Regions from separate parts of the Homo sapiens genome. Here region 2 is linked to region 1. Evidence: chromatin contacts called from ENCODE Hi-C or POLR2A ChIA-PET data. All regions are on one chromosome and are shown on one strand. The core of a region is the stretch at or near the end of the contact, and the rest is flanking DNA. Distances in the headings are between cores, read along the strand shown. Region 1 has its middle 17 kb from the start of PIRAT1. Region 2 has its middle 20 kb from the start of CYP1B1.

Region 1 (3,230 bases), core at 505-3,004:
AGCTGACAGATACAGTTTCATTACAATTTTCAAATGCTCTTTCGTACCAGTTAAAGGAGAGTTTTGAATGGTGATGGGCTACATGTTTACATACACACAATTTTGAAAGTTAAAATGTCAGTTAAAAGGAGTTTTGCATGGATACAAAGTTATCCAGTATGGGGGTGGCATTGAGGGTTGTTTTCTCCTTGGGCTGTCTTGATGGAGGAAAGCTGGTTGGAAAGGCTGAGTTGCTGTTTTGGCCTCTGACAGTGATTTACTTTGTAACCTCAAGTAAGTCATCCTCTGGTATCTGAGTTTTAGATAAGTCAAGAACCTACCCTTGAAGTGGTATCGAGGGATAAATCAGACTGTCTGAATGACTGGACTGGAGCTTCTCAGAAGCGCAGTGCAAATCTGAGTTTCTAGTGTGCGGGCGAACCTGATGTTGAAACATCGGAGCTGGAAGAGGGCTCTTACCCATCCAGCCCAGCTTTCGCATTTGGCAGATGAGGAACCCAGGGAGGGGAAAATGACTTACAAAGATCACGTAGCCAATGAGTGTGGAGCTGGGGCCATAATCCAGTCCTTATGTGATTACTGTGAAGTTATCCTTTTCCCCCAACATCTACTTATGAATAAAGAGTTTATTAAGTGGTTAACTGCAAGGCAAGATTGCTCACAGTACTCTCAATGACACTCCAGGCTCAATGGCCTAGAGGACATAGAACAGAAGGAGGATTTAAGGAAACTTCTCCAATAAATCAGGCAAAATTTGCTTTGAGTGTGAATTCTAATCAATGCCATCATTTGTAGGAATGGGCCATGTCAGCAGCCCAGGGGTTGCTAACTTCAAGTAGGAGGTAGCCTTACGCAGATACTTGACTTGGGAGGACAGGAGGAAGAAAGCATTGAATAAACAAAGCAGGACTGAGGGTAGGAGTAGAGGCCTTCTAGGGATGCTGAACTTGTGCACAGAGAACTTCCTAACAGAGCACTACCTGCCTCTTCCTCCTACCCACCCCTGGGTTGCTTTTATAGGGGAGGAAAGCAAATCTTGTCCCTCTAGCCATCTTAGGTTCTCCCACTGAGGCCCTGTATATTAGACTAACAAAAAAGCACCTTCACCAGAGAAACACAAACAGAAGTTTATTAGCATGTGTCACACATACACATGGAGGTACCTAGAGATGAGTAACTCAAAGGGATTGTTAGAACTTGGGCTTATATAACATCTTAACAAAAAAACCCAATACTTTTGTAGAGAATTAACAAGAGAAAGGAAAAGCACTCTGGACTTCATGGGGTAGCAAGTTGTGGGAAGATAAATGGGAAACTCATGGACGGTAAGGGCTGGTTGGTCAAGTTTGTTCCTCTGGTCTAGTGTGTGGGATATAGGATCTACGGTTGTCTCAGGGGACCAAGAACTGTCCTGCCCTTCCTGGAAGAAAAAAGGAGAGCAGAGTTTTTCTTCTGTCCACTTCTTAATTATCATCAGCTCAGAATAATCCTTACGTCTGTTAAAGCAAACTAAATATGGCCTGAGAAGGACTCTGTACTTCTATATTTGAGTCCTTGTGGATGAACTGCAACCTAGCTTAACTGGTAGACGAGACTGAAAACCTAACTAGGAGTATGCACCTGTAACAGTCACTGAGTCTTGGCCAATCCCAGCAGCCATACTTCAACCACTCATACACTGCTGAGTGTTCAACTTGTGTTCAAATAAGGCAAACGCCAAGCTGTAGCTAGTCAGGCTGTTTCTCACTTCCTATTTCTATATGTCACTTTACTTTTTTTTTGTCTATAAATTTGTTCTGACCACAAGGCACTCCTGGAGTCTCTCTGAGTTGGCTGCCCAATTTGTGAATTGTTCATTGCTCAATTAAACTCCCTTAAATTTAATTCTGCTGAAGTGGTTTTTTTTTTTTTTTTAACACGCCAAAGTGGCATATTTTGGGGTGGCATAATCTGCCACACCCTTCCTTCCTCCTGAAGAGTTTCTTTGAGGAATTCAACCACTACATTTGAAGCATGCAACTATGGCAAACCTAATTAGAAAAAGTTGTGCTGATTCAGGAAGCCCCAGTCCCCGACTGAGTGACAGTAGATAGATGTGGGTAAAACAGTATCTTATTCTTGGCAGCTGAAAGTAAGTGAGAGGAAAGGGGTGGTGGAGGAGAGGAAGCCAGCAGGAGAATAGAAGAGAAAGTGGAGTGCACGCTCCTGACTGAGCAGGTCCCGTAGTCGACTTGATTGACAGGATGAGACTGAGGAGAGGCAGTGTGATCTCTGGGCGGGAGGTCAGAGCCTCTAGGCCAGAATCATGGTGGAGTTCGAAGAAGAAGAATGAAGTTTGAATGAAGTCCAACTTCATTCCCTAGAGAATTCCCAGGGACCTGGCTGTTCAGAAAGGAGCCTTGGGCAACCGATGGTGCCAGGGCTCCAGATGATTCCACCCCTGAGATAGAGTCCTTTGAGTCCTACAAAGTCTGGACTTCATAACGAATAATGACGGTGTCTGTTAAGTGCTTCCTAGTTATGAAATGTGATAAGCATTTTAAAAATGCAGTGTCTCATTTGATAATCACAACAATCTGTGAGTTAAATATCATTAGCCCATTTTACAGATGAGGGAGTTGAGGTTTAGAGATGTAAAAATAAGTGGCCCAAGCCCACCCAACATATAAGCAAACAGAGATTCCAATGAAATTATCATTCCAAATTCATATTTTTAATCATTATACTGCACTGCCTTCCCTTGGGTGGGTTATGACTTTCTGGGGAGGAGCCTTTCTGGAGGTCAGTAGCCACATGTTATAGCAGGGTCTAAATTTAGGATTCACACGGCGTCTGAGCTGCGGACAGAGGTAAGGCGAGTGAGTGGGGACTCTACATACTTGGAATCTGCCCCTGAGACCTGGTCTAGGCTCTTCTTTGAGTGATACCAATTGCCTGTTTTGTTTTTTTTTCTCTGAGTAAACCTGACCATTTCAAGCTCATTGTCAGGATTAGAAACCCTGACAGATCGAGGAAGAGAAAGCGAAATGGAATAGAAAGGAGAATGGGGGTGAGAAAGCAGTAGGTACTGAGTGTGTCCAACTGGGTCCTGGTCTTAAGCGTTCATCTGTCTCACAACAGCCCTGGTGTTGTGGAATCGAAGGACAGAATAAGATCGTCCAGCAGAGACCAGGACCAGAGATCTGGTTAGACCATACATATTTGTTTAGGCAGAAATGAAGACCAGATAA
Region 2 (3,412 bases), core at 505-3,004, 200 kb before region 1:
AACATTCTTAAGTATAGGCAGCTACATGCAAACAACCACACACATTCTTCTTCAAATACTTTGGTGAGATGATTCCTATTCTTTAAAGAAAGGCACTTCCAAGGATACAGTTATGAACATTTTGTCTTTTATGTCTTTCCACAGTTACAACATTTTCACTAAGATAAGCAGCTTTTCAATGAATTTGATCCTTTCCTGAAGTAATTGTTCAAAATGTCTCTAATCACCACCCTAACTAGGTTTCCTTTGGGGACTGGGGCTAGCACTGCTCATCTCAGATTGTGAACGTCTATCCTAAACCCATGCAGCATTCTTATCCTATTGTGATGAAATCCACAGGGTTCAAAAGTTAATTCTTCCATGAATGTGTACCAGGTGCTGGGGAAGGCTGGGAAGGAGAGGCTGGGTGGTACAGATGACAGAGTTCCTGAGGGTCTAGTTGAGCAAAGATATATTGAATACAAAACCAAAAATAACAGCATGAAGTCAATGGAATAATAGTGTGAAGTGCTCAAGGGAGCCCAGAAGAGAAAACTGTCCCATAATGGAAAGAGGAGGGTAAAAGGAAGGGAGTTTCACAGCAGACAAGGAGAAGGGGCATTTTTGGCTGAGGAAACAGCCTTGAAATGTAGGCTATACTTAGAGACCATTTAGCAGTCTGGCGTGGCTAGGGGGGAAATTTGATAATTCCATGGGGAATGAGACAGACACAGAATGTCTACCCCAAATCCTACCATCTGGGGGCCTAGAATCCTTCTTTGCTTCATGTCAGTAAGGCCAAGAAAAGTACTTTTAAAGAAGAATTTTAAAAGATTTGCATGGCTAGTGAAATCTTTGGGATTGTAGGAAGAAATCACAATAATAATTAAAATTATTATAACTATTATTTTGTCAAACTCCAAGTGATTTAAGACATACATAGTATTTTATAGCTGAAGGAACTTCAAAGACCATTTCATCCAGCCTGCTTATTTTACAGATGAGGAAATTGAGGCCCAGAGAAAAGTTCCTTGCTGCAAATCCACTGCTAGTTGGGAACAAAGCTAGGCTGGAGCACAGATCTCTTGCTTCCTAAGCCAGATCGCTTGCCACGAAAATGTGCCAATCTGTGCACCCCCACTACCGATTTGTCCTGTTTCTCAGAGAAGAAAAAACAATGGTTAGAGTTTAAGAGGTTTCCCTGAAGTCACCCAACTCCTGGTGGCTCAGATGGGACTCAAACCCGGGATGTTGGGGACATGTAGCCAACACTCTCCTGTAAACATTCTTACTAAAACTAAACCCATTCACGAGGGATGAAGTGTGAGACAGAAGAGTGAGTGTGGTGATTAGAGCCCCCCAACCCACGTATCTCCAGTCATGACCTGAGTAAGAAATACAGGGGCTGAAAGAGGTCTGCTTTGCCTCAGCTACCACCAGCCTAACCACGCACGGCTAAGCCTCAAGGAGTTCTCCTTCTTCACTAAGGGCTTAGCTGCAATGTGGTTTAAATTAGACATTTCTTGCCTGAGTAGAACAAATCACTTAGGTTATACGCTGACAAAAAAGGAACAGTCTGCATGCTTGGAAAGCTTAGGGGGAATTAAATTATGTGCTGTCACTTCAGAGTTGTTCCTCTGTCCTGTACACCACCACCTCTCAATTGCCTGCAGGAGCTGCAGGGCCTTGCGTGCAAGCTGTGCCATAACCCAAGGCTTAACATAAACTTCGGGCTCTCAGGTCATTGGGAAATAACAGGTATATCCGGTTGTGCCTTTTGTGCTTGTCTGCACGCAAATTAAAAGCTCGTGCTATGCTGAACTCCTTGGAGCCTCTGGTTACAGAGAAGGGAGGATGCCTTAGAATGGAATTTTCACACAATTGTCCTGTTTGTTTTTCCAGGGAATTGGGTGATAGTGTGTGTTTGTAAGAAGTTCACACCTCTGGGAGGCTGAGCTCAGAAGGGGCGGGATGTGGAGGTGGCCATGTGCCAGGCGACCCTCTAGGGAGCAGGGCTCCAAAGGACCCCACGTCTGAACTTTGAAGGGACGGTAGTGCTTACGGGGGCGGCGGGGAAGGGCGGGGTTTGCGCAGATCTCAGACTTCCTGGCTAGTAGCAACAATGCCAAGTGCAGAGCTAGGTGGGGAGGGGTGCAGGAAGGGATCTGAAAGCTTGGGGGCCATGTACTCAGGCTGTCACCTCCCTAAGGGAGGCTCCTCACCTCCCTAAGTTTTGTGATGCCCCCACTACAGTTCAGCCCTGAACCCTCCAGATGGCTGATTGGAGTAGGAATGAAGCGTCCACTCCGTCTTCATGTTTCTTCCCATGGGACACAATAATATTCCCTTCGCTGTGACTACAGCCTCCCCCCAGTTAAGTAGGAGAAATCTATGCCTACTGCACTCCAACTGTGAGATTTCCTCTGGCAGGAGTTTGCCTAGCTGGTGCAGCTGGGAAGCAGCAGAGAGTTTTTGCAGCCCGGCGGAACTGAATTCAAATTTCAGCTCAACCAACATAGTGTGTGTGACCTTGATTGATAATTCCAACTCTTCCTGCCTTGCTTTATTTGTCTGTAAAAAAGGGATGAGGGCAATGGTTATCTCAAAGGGTTGGCTGTGTGGGATTAATGAAATGATTTCTGTCAAGTGCTTGGCACATTGCCTGGCTCAAAATGCTCCATATATGGCAGTTCTTACATATATGACAGTACATTATTATTGTTACCATTGGTTTAATTGGCAGAGCTGCGATCCAAAAATTTCAGACTGTGGCTCGATCCTGGGCTTCGATTTCAGGCTGTGGCTAAGAAGCCCTCCTGGCTTCACACCTAACCAGGATCCACATGCCTCTTCCACTGAGCTGGGCTCTCCCAGCTTCCTGACTCAGGCACTACCTCGTCTCCGGGCCGCAGGGGTTTGGGCATCATTCTGTCTGCCTCTTCTTCCTCCTCCTTCCTGGGGCTAAGGTACATCATCTGGGCAGGTAGCTGTCTTGGGAAGATGACATCTTTCTAGCCAGACACCTGGTGGTGGCAACTCTGCAATAGTTTAGAGGGTTGCAGTGGTGTTTCAATGCGCCCACACTTGTCTCAGGGCTATTCTCTTAAAATCAGTAACTGGGACATTATTTTTTCTGAAATCCACCGCACCCTCACCTACTTCCTACGCCAAGACAATAGCCCATTTAGATTTTTCTTGGATGAAGAGACATTCACACACACACACACACACACACACACACACACACACACAAACAAAAAACACACTTTTTTTTTTTTTTTTGAGACGGAGTCTGGCTCTTTCGCCCAGGCCGGACTGCAGTGGCGCTCTCTCGGCTCACTGCAAGCTCCGCCTCCGGGGTTCACGCCATTCTCCTGCCTCAGCCTCCTGAGTAGCTGGGATTACAGGCGCCCGCCACAACACCAGGCTAATT

What was found. Hi-C counts contacts between places; a loop is a spot of excess contacts on that map. ChIA-PET counts read pairs that join two places held with the same protein, here RNA polymerase II (POLR2A). Pooled maps may share reads with other maps.
Region 2: a loop to region 1 is called in a pooled map, with 2.7 times the contacts of the local background. The contact joins two enhancer-like sites. A Hi-C loop is called at or near these places in 1 of 37 single-sample maps with no recorded cell type and 2 of 50 pooled maps. POLR2A ChIA-PET finds 5 or more read pairs at or near these places in 4 of 52 experiments (GM10248, OCI-LY7, T-cell and 1 more).

Annotation. Positions count from the first base shown.
Region 1 is chr2:37,891,440-37,894,669 of GRCh38, reverse strand. No RefSeq gene overlaps it. Among named protein-coding and RNA genes, the nearest start is that of PIRAT1, 17 kb to the right of the region's middle. Within about 2 kb of position 1,754, at least 6 of the 41 ENCODE cell types and tissues checked have a DNase peak (open chromatin) inside an H3K27ac peak, as active enhancers do.
Region 2 is chr2:38,094,718-38,098,129 of GRCh38, reverse strand. No RefSeq gene overlaps it. Among named protein-coding and RNA genes, the nearest start is that of CYP1B1, 20 kb to the right of the region's middle. Within about 2 kb of position 1,754, at least 13 of the 41 ENCODE cell types and tissues checked have a DNase peak (open chromatin) inside an H3K27ac peak, as active enhancers do.